2 separate regions of the Homo sapiens genome follow, and region 2 is linked to region 1. Evidence: chromatin contacts called from ENCODE Hi-C or POLR2A ChIA-PET data. All regions are on one chromosome and are shown on one strand. Each heading gives the region's core, a stretch centred on a gene start or an enhancer-like site at or near the end of the contact. The rest is flanking DNA. Distances are from core to core; before and after follow the strand shown.

Region 1 (4,609 bases), core at 601-3,100:
GTTTCTCCATGCAAAAGCTAGTGTTTTTTTTGTTTTTTTTTTTTTAATTGCATCTTCTTTAAGTAGTCCTGAAATGTCTTAACTTTACTTGTATATATTATCCTAGCTTGTATAATATCTTTAATTTTATAGGTGGAAGTTTAAATGTTTATGATCCTCTCATTAGAACATCTCTCACATTACCTTTGCATTAAACTCTTGTACTAAGAGGAGCACCTATATGTGTTAACCACAAGAAATAAACAGTGCTTTTTACTTTTGGTCTTTAGTTTTATGTTTAACCTCTAATTTGTTTTTGTCTTTAAAAAACAGCTTTTTTGTTATGCCTGAAAAGAAACCTGTGGAACCATTTTGATTTTGGGTAGTTTTTAGATAAAAATGCACAAGATCTGTTTGTTTTTAAAGAAGAAAAGCTTTGAATAGTTGTTTTTTAGCACTTAAGAGGATTTAATGGTAATCTAATTGACTTGCAGTTGTTAACACTAGATGTCACTGTTGCTGCACATTTAATTACTTCCTTAACTTTATTTAGGATCCAGTTTGGCCCAGTGGTCTTTCTCTTGAGGATCTAGAGTTATATTCAAAGCCCTATTCCCTTCTTCCCTAAAAAAGTCATTATGCTTCATATTTAAGTTTTAAGCTAATGTTTATTGAAATGCATTTTTGTGTGATGGAACTAAATCTTAGGAATTAAAAAAATATGAAATCATTTTGTGATGTACTAGTGATAATTCTAATGAAACCTACTATGGTATTTCCGAATTATCATTTAAATTGCTTCTTGTCACCCTGTAACATTCACCAGATATTTAAAAGGAAGGTAACTGGCTGTAAGTATAAATCCCTTGAGCATGTTCAGGCAATACCAGAGAGCTTTTTAATTTTTTTTTTAACTGAGTATTTTTTAAATAAATAAAACATTACTCTTGTGGAGGGATGATTATAATTTTTATTTTTTAGCCTGTTCTTAAAGAAATTCTTCCTGTCACTAACTTGAAATCACTAATATTTGTTTCTCCTTAGCTTTGTCTATTTTGTTAATAATTCTCCAGTGTGCTACAGTTTAAAACAGTTGGGTCATGTTATAAGGCCTTGATAAATACTGGTATAAATGAAATATGATATTAAGTCATCAAACAAGTAAAATTAATGTTTAAAACTGAACTTGAAGAAAATTTTTTTTTGTTTTTTATGAAGTGATTCTTGAATATATATATAAATATATATACATTTTACTATGTATAGGAGAAAATGATCAGAAAATGAGAAAACCTCATTTAGGTTGTATCTGAGGGAGGAAGAATAGGGCAGTGATACTATACAATTTTAATTTTTTGCCAAAGTTACAATGATGGAAACCTCCATTATAAATTTATTCCTCTTGGATAGGAAAGATTACAAAATATATAAGATTTCTAGAAAAAAGGAAATAGGAATGAGAAGTTTTTAACTGTGAAGAATGTGAGAGCTTTTAATTTTAGTAATCTGAAGATCGGTATGGACCATTATGTGTACAAGGCTTCTGTTCCCTGTTTAACCCATGAAGATATATTTCTTGGCAGCTCCCATTAGGTTTGCTTTGCAAAACCTTTAGTGTCTTAAATTTGCAGTTGCTTGTGATGGTTCTTTTAGTTTTAGTTTGTTTAATTATGTCACTTTTTGTTTAAATGTTTATATGCCTGTTCCTTCCAATATTAACTTTCTGAAGGAAGGACCTTTTTCATCTGTTCTGGGTACGTAATGGGCACTTTAAGAAGGCTAGTAATAATGATATCTTGGTTGGTTACTTATCCACCGGATAACTAACCTCAGCCGGTGACACACCTCACAAGTCAGTTGTTTCCTTTCACAACCACAGATTGTCCTGCTCGCAATTTGGAAATGTGTGTTCTTGGTCAGAGGGAACTGGACATAAAAAGAACATCTGCTTTTTCCATCTAATGGGAAATAAAGGTCTGACTTGGAGTAAACAAACCTGGTTTCTAGGCATTTTGCTGCCACTGGAGATGACCTTAATAGGCCCCCTTATCCACTTTGCACTTCAGTTTCTCCATCTATATACCAGGAATAATAAGATCTGTGCTGTCTACTCCTAGGGCTATTGTGAGGATAAAACAAACTATTAGAAGTTCATTTTCTTTAACATATTGGAAGTCCTAGGCAATTAGAGATATAGTTTGGTTTTTCTTTCTGTTACCACTTCTGTGATTGTACTCATCTGATTGTCTTGCTCTTAAGACCGTGCTTTTTGAGGACAAGGTCAGTATCTTAACCATTCTTGGGTACCTAGAGTCTAGCATAGTATCTGGCATATAGAAGGCATATAGGAATAATTGCCTAATGAATAAGTAAATTTTGTTACTAGAGGAGAAATAAGAAATCTGGTTTCTACTCCTGCGTTTGTTACAATATAACCACTATAATCAACTGAGACAAAATAGCCAACCTCTCTGGGCTTTGGTTTTCTTCTCTGTAAAATAAGGTTTGGAATATTCCTGAGGTCTTTTCTTTTTTTAAAATACTAAAGTAAGGCTTTACATAATGTTACTGGAATTGTAAGTTTGGTAAAATGATGTATTCCCAGTGCCGTAGAACAGTCCCTGTCGCATAGTACAGACAAGAAGTTCCTGTTTCATATATAAAGAAAGGAGCAGAGGATCCTTTGTAAGTGTGTAGAGGGTACCTGTAATGACTGAATTTTTGCACCCATTAGTCTTATTTTAGATGTGTTTTTTGGGTTTTAAAGAATGAGAAAACAGAAGTTTCACTTGTGCTTTTAAAGTAATATTATTACATTTTAACTTTTAAAGCTCTTTTCCTTTCTGTTTATTGCTGCGTGACTGACTTGGCCTGACAGAATGAAGAACTGATTTTATGTAAAATCAGAACCAGCAAAGCTCTGCAACCTGTGCAATATGCATGTTTTCTAAAATAGCCTCCATCTCCATGTGAGTGAGCTCAGCTTCATAGCTCCTCATTTCTTACAGGACAGGAGCTAAACTAATATGGCGCTTAGCTCTAGGTCTTTCCTTTTAGCCCCTGTGTGTATTAACTTTCAGCTGTGAGTCCCAGCTAAATGATACATGTCAATATGTAGCAATCAGAAAAGGTTTATTTTTGACTTCTTGGAGTGTGCTTTGCCAAAGCTTCATGCAGGTTCTTAATGTATAGCATTGTCTAGCTTTTGCACACTCTCCACCTTAAATCAGTGAGCCAATGAGAATTTGAAAGCACTTATCATGAACTCAGTATTAACATAATAGGGGAGTACATGAAGAATATAAAACTTGGATCTTACTCAAGGAGTTTACAGTTCAGTTAGGAAGACAAAAATTGTTACATGTGAGTCAGATACAAATAGGAGACACCATATAAAAATCACCTGTACAATGTGATGTGAGTGATGAACACATTAGAAATTTATAAATGGTAGAATTGAGTGGAGTATATGTTGGGGGGAAGTAGTATTTTTTACAAGGCATTGGGAAATGAGTAGATTTGGGGTACATGGAAACAGGTAGATTGAAAGAGGAACAAAATAATAGTTTTGTTTACTGTGTTAAGTACAATCTCTATTCTGTCTTATTAAAGAGAGCTCATATTCAAATTAATAGCTTAGGATAATTTAGTACAATTTAAGAAGAAAATGTGTTTCTAAAATCATGGGATGATCCAAGTAAAATTGTTTCTAGTGACTATGTTGGGAGATGTTAAATTGTATTTATTTTATTTTCCAGGGTATAAGTGATAGAGAATTATTTTAGTTATTTTTCTTAGCATTTTAGTGGTGTAGGTCTGGAAGGATCCTTCAAGGGGCATCTAATCCAGTCCAGCATCGTGCTTATAGAGAGATTTTGAAGCAATTTCCAGACAGACTGGCTTCTCTCCTGTTCTTCATGTTTTCTAGGAAAAGAGATTCCACAAGTTTCTGTGGTTACCCACGCTATTGTTTGGGAAAGAATTGAATTCTCAAAACTAAAATTGAAAGCTGCAGGGCAATTGGGTTTTCATATTTTAGAGAATGTAATTATTAGAATTCAGAATAGCTTATTTGCTTCGAACTACATAGTAACTTGTAGCAAGCCCTATTTGGCCAAATTGAAAAACAGAATTTTCTTTTGACTGTGGCCGGGGTAATTTTTTTTTCTTTTTTTTTTTTTTCCCCCCCAAGACAGAGTCTCGCACTGTTGCCTGGGCTGGAGTTGAATGGCAGGATCTCAACTCACTGCAACCTCTGCCTCCCGGGTTCACGCAATTCTCCTGCCTCAGCCTCCCGAGTAGCTGGGATTACAGGTGCACACTACCACACCTGGCTAATTTTTTGAAATTTTTTTTTTTTAGTAGAAATGGGGTTTCACTACATTGGCCAGATTAGTCTTGAACTCCTGACCTTGTGATCGCCTGCCTCAGCCTCCCAAAGTGCTGGGATTATAGGCGTGAGCGGCCAGGGTAATATTAACATCCTCAAACCCAAACAGTTCTAATTTTCTCCACTGAACAAGCATTTATTATGTTTTTACTCTGGGCCAGGCCCTCTGCTAGTTACTGGGATCCAAAGATAAATCAGAAATACTCTCTGCCCTAGGGGACTCCAAGTCTGATGAAGAAT
Region 2 (4,609 bases), core at 879-3,378, 94 kb before region 1:
GGGGACAGGTGGTGTTGCTGTTAGGTGTTTTGGGAAGCAATAGTTGGCGAGGAAGAAAGTGTATGTTAGAGGAGAGAGGAAGGAATCACGTTTATTGAGTATCTATATGCTGGGCTTAAAAGCCTTTATATTCAGCCGGGCACAGTGGCTCATGCCTGTAATCCCAACACTTTGGGAGGCCGAGGCAGGCGGATCACAAGGTCAAGAGATCGAGACCATCATGGCCAACGTGGTGAAACCCCATCTCTACTAAAGATACAAAAATTAGCTGGGTGTGGTGGCACGCGCCTGTAGTCCCAGCTACTTGGGAGGCTGAGGCAGGAGAATCGCCTGAACCCAGGAAGTAGAGGTTGCAGTGAGCTGAGGTCACGCTACTACACTCCAGCCTGTCAACAGAGTGAGACTCCTTCTAAAAAGCGTTTATGTTCATTATTCATCTAAACCTGACACTGCCTCAGTTAAGAGTTATCCCATTTTACCCAAGAGAAAAGAGAGTCTGTGGGATGTTAAATAACTTAGGTAAGACCTATTCACCCAGGAAGTGGTCAGACTAGAAATTGTACCCAGGCCTATCTGGCTGCTCAGCATCTGCTCTTTCCACTCTACCAGAATATTCATTATTTAACACAAGCTTCTCTCCTTTTTTGCCAAATAGATGATCTGTTACAGACTGTACAGAGCACATCTGGATTAGCTATTATTCTTTTTATTAAGACTATGTTTCACCCGTCTGAAAAGATTCCTCATTTGGTAAGTGCATCTCCTTTTTAGAATTGTACTTTATTGAGAGTTAGGGTATGTTTAAAAAATAATTTTGGCTTGGTGCAGTGGCTCACACTTATAATCCCAACACTTTGGGAGGCCAGGGCAGGAGGGTCACTTGAGGCCAGGAGTTTGAGATTAGCCTGGGGAGTTTAGCTAGACCTTGTCTCTACAAAAAAAAAAAAAGAAAATTTGCTGGGTATGGTGGTGCACAGCTGTAGTCCCAGCTCTTTGAGAGGTTGAGGTAGGAGGATCGCTTGAGCCTAGGAGTTTAAGGCTGCAGTGAGATAAGATTGCACCAGTCTGGGCAACAGAGTGAGACCTTGTCTCTTAAAAAAAAAAAAAATTAAAAATATTTTTAAAGAAGTGAATTAAAATAATTTTTTTTTGCATTGTCTGGTTCCTTCTGATGACCTTTTTCTGTTATAATAAGAGACAATTCCAAAAATTCAGATAAAGCAACAATAACAAAAAGACAATAACAGTCACCTGTAAGTCCATCTCACAAAGATAATCACTATAAACATTTTTGATGTACATTCTTTTAGTTTCTTTTTAGTGCTGTTTGTTCAGTGTCATCTCTCATTAGTATCTTAAAAGATATTTTTAATGTTAAAATTATGCATATCAATGTATAGATATATACACAGTAATAACTTTTCTGATAAATGTATTCTTTATTGAGAATAACCCAAATCATGTGCTTTAGACAGGAAGCATGCTAGATAGAGTCAATTGTTCAGTAAATTTGCTTCTTACAGAAAGTATAATTTGATAATTTAGGCCACAATCCTTGTATTTTTTACTAGTAGATTTCTTTTTTTGCTTGCTATATTGTATGGAAACTTATTTTATCTTTTTACCTGACCTTAGAAAAATATATTATGAGATCACACAAAGTAATTATCTTTGGATAAGTCGAAGATGTTTATTTCTCAAATCACCTCTAAAAGCATTTGTTTAAAAAAAAAATACATACCAAAAAAAAAAAGCAGTTGTTAAGCTTATCCACCTGCAGGTGGCGATGTGTTGTGCTCTGCCAGTACATTCCAACCAGCAAAATCATTCTCGTACTTGATGTAATTTTTTTCCTTTAATACTAATACAATAATCATGACATTTGTGGGTATTTTATCTTTGGATTTAGTCATTTTTCCTAGGATTTTTCAGGGGAAAGAGATGTTTGGGTTTGTATTTTGAAATATCTCTGAAAAGTTTTAAAAGCTTTATGTGTGTTAGCTCTGCTATATTTTTCCAGATTAGCAGTGTGCTGCTTCGTTCAGTGGACTGCACCAGTGTCCCCGAGTGGTTTATGAGCAGCTGCAGGAGCCTCTGTTGTGGTGACATCTCTCAGTCAGCTGTCTTATTCCTCTGTCAGGGGACACTTGCCATGTTGGACTGGCAGAACGGAAGCATGGGTCGGAGTGGGGAGGCCCTGCTCTTGGATACTGCACATGTTTTGTTCACCTTGAGTTCACAGTGAGTTTTGATGCTATCGTCTCATATTTTGTTTCACTTGTAAGACATTTAGAAGATGCAGTCCAAAAGCTGGAGTGGCTTGTGCCTCTAATCCCAGCTACCCTCCCAGTAGGCTGAGGCAAGAGGATCACTTGAGGCCAGGAGTTCAAAACCAGCCTTGGTGACATAGTGAGACTGTGTCTGTACAAAACTTTTAAAACTTAGCTGGGTGTGGTGGCATGCGCCTGTAGTCTCAGCTACGTGGGAGGCTGAGGTGAGAACATTGCTTGAGCCCAGGAGGCCGAGGATGCAGTGAGATATGATTGTGCCACTGCACTCAAGCCTGGGCGACAGAGTGAGATCCTGTCTTAAAAAAATAAATAAATAAAATTATTGCTGCAGGTTAGCCTGTAAAGAACATTTCTAAAATTAATTTTTAACATTTTCAATGTTATCGTTTTTAAAAACTATAAAAATTTTTATATGTATAGTGTTTTAGAATTTATAAAGAACTTCAACATAGGTAATCTAATGTGATCCTCAAATGGCTACTATATAGGATAAGAAATCTAATTTGTTGAATGGGCAAAGGGAGGCTTAGAAAAGTAAATGCTTACCTGAGACCATATTGCTAATAAGAACCTGAAACAGCAATCTTAGAAGGTCTTCTGACTTCATGGGGCTGTATTTTGTATTTTTGTGGTGTTTTTGCCATAATGGCTGAAAGTGATCATGTATATGAAATGTCGAAACATATATACAGCTTGATAATACTGAACATATGAATAAAGGAGGAAAACTAAAATAATTTTTTACATATTTGAGCTATATTATGCAATTCATAAATTTGAAGTGTACAATTCAGTTTATTAGTTTATTCACAGAGTTGTACAACCACCAGCATTTCTAAAATTAATTTTTAATATTCTCTTTGCTATATTTTTTCTTTAAAAATTTTTTTCCTGAAATTTGTTTTTAGCATCATTTTTTAAAACTATAAAAGTTTCTACATGTGTAGTGCTTTAGAATTTATGAAGCACTTTAACATAGGTAATCTAAAGTGATCCTTATCAACATTTCTGAAATGAAGTTTTAACATCTTAAAAGTTAATTCAAACAACTTTAGAATATTTTTATCACAGAGAAGCCCCATTCCCCCAACCATCTCCAACACTTGGCTTTCCTTATCTTTTAAATTACATGTGTAGGCCGGGCATGGTGGCTCAAGCCTGTAATCCCAGGCTTGCAGATCTCAGGCAGGTGGATCACTTGAGGTCAGGAGTTCAAGACCAGCCTGGTCAACATGGTGAAACCCTGTCTCTACTAAAAATACAAAAAATTATCTAGGCATGGGGGCATGCGCCTGTAATCCCAGCTACTGAGGCGGCTGAGGCAGGAGAATCGCTTGAACCTGGGAGGCAGGGGTTGCAGTGAGCCGAGATCGCACCACTGCACTCCAGCCTGGGTGACAGCAAGACCCTGTCTCAAATAAATAAATAAATAAATAACTTGTGTAATCATCACAGTCAAGGTAGTGAATATTTCCATCATCCCCCAAATTTCCCTATGTCCCTTCCTGGACTATTATTATTTTTGAGACAAAGTCTCGCTTTGTCACCCAGGCTGGAGTGTAGTGGCATGAGCACAGCTCATTGCAGTCTCACTCCTGAGCTCAAGCAATCCTCCCACCTCAGCTTCCCAAGTAGCTGGGACTGTAGGTGTGTGTCACCACACCCAGCTAAATTTTTAAATTTTTTATAGAGATGGGGTTTCACTATATTGCCTAGGCTGATCTTGAACTGCTTTCTGGATTATTTTTTACAAGGTAAAAAGAATCATATACAAATTTGAGATCTGTTTTGGCTTTACTTGTAGTTTTTTGTTCTTGTAAATTTAATAATTGAAATTTGTGGTCATTCTGTGTATTTAATATTTTTAAAGTCTAAATTGTTATAAAATGAAATTTCTTTTACTAATCAGTTTACAATAATGGCTCATGGCTCATTTTTCTTCAGGATTAAAGAGCCAACGCTGGAAATGTTTCTGTCTAGAATCTTAGCATCCTGGACTAATTCAGCCATACAAGTCCTTGAATCAAGTTCCCCGAGCCTAACGGACAGCCTGAATGGGAATTCAAGTATAGTTGGGAGACTTTTGGAATATGTCTATACCCATTGGGAACATCCATTGGATGCTCTGAGACACCAAACCAAAATCATGTTCAAAAACCTTCTCCAAATGCACCGGCTCACTGTGGAAGGTGCAGATTTCGTCCCTGATCCTTTCTTTGTGGAATTGACTGAGAGTCTTTTACGATTGGAATGGCATATTAAAGGAAAGTACACGTGCCTTGGTTGTTTGGTAGAGTGCATAGGAGTTGAACATATTT

What was found. A loop is a pair of places that touch in the nucleus more often than their neighbours do. ChIA-PET counts read pairs that join two places held with the same protein, here RNA polymerase II (POLR2A). Pooled maps may share reads with other maps.
Region 2: a pooled map shows a loop between it and region 1 (4-fold over the local background). The contact joins two enhancer-like sites. A Hi-C loop is called at or near these places in 1 of 168 maps with a recorded cell type or tissue (breast epithelium) and 6 of 50 pooled maps. POLR2A ChIA-PET finds 5 or more read pairs at or near these places in 3 of 52 experiments (GM12878, OCI-LY7 and Panc1).

What each region holds. Positions count from the first base shown.
Region 1 is chr2:43,480,377-43,484,985 of GRCh38, reverse strand. The region is part of intron 26 of THADA (THADA armadillo repeat containing); the gene reads left to right. Among named protein-coding and RNA genes, the nearest start is that of THADA, 110 kb to the left of the region's middle. Within about 2 kb of position 1,850, at least 11 of the 41 ENCODE cell types and tissues checked have a DNase peak (open chromatin) inside an H3K27ac peak, as active enhancers do.
Region 2 is chr2:43,574,654-43,579,262 of GRCh38, reverse strand. It overlaps THADA (THADA armadillo repeat containing), which reads left to right. Exons shown (of 38, transcript NM_022065.5): 9 at 656-750; 10 at 2,021-2,241; 11 at 4,236-4,609. Among named protein-coding and RNA genes, the nearest start is that of THADA, 19 kb to the left of the region's middle. Within about 2 kb of position 2,128, at least 2 of the 41 ENCODE cell types and tissues checked have a DNase peak (open chromatin) inside an H3K27ac peak, as active enhancers do.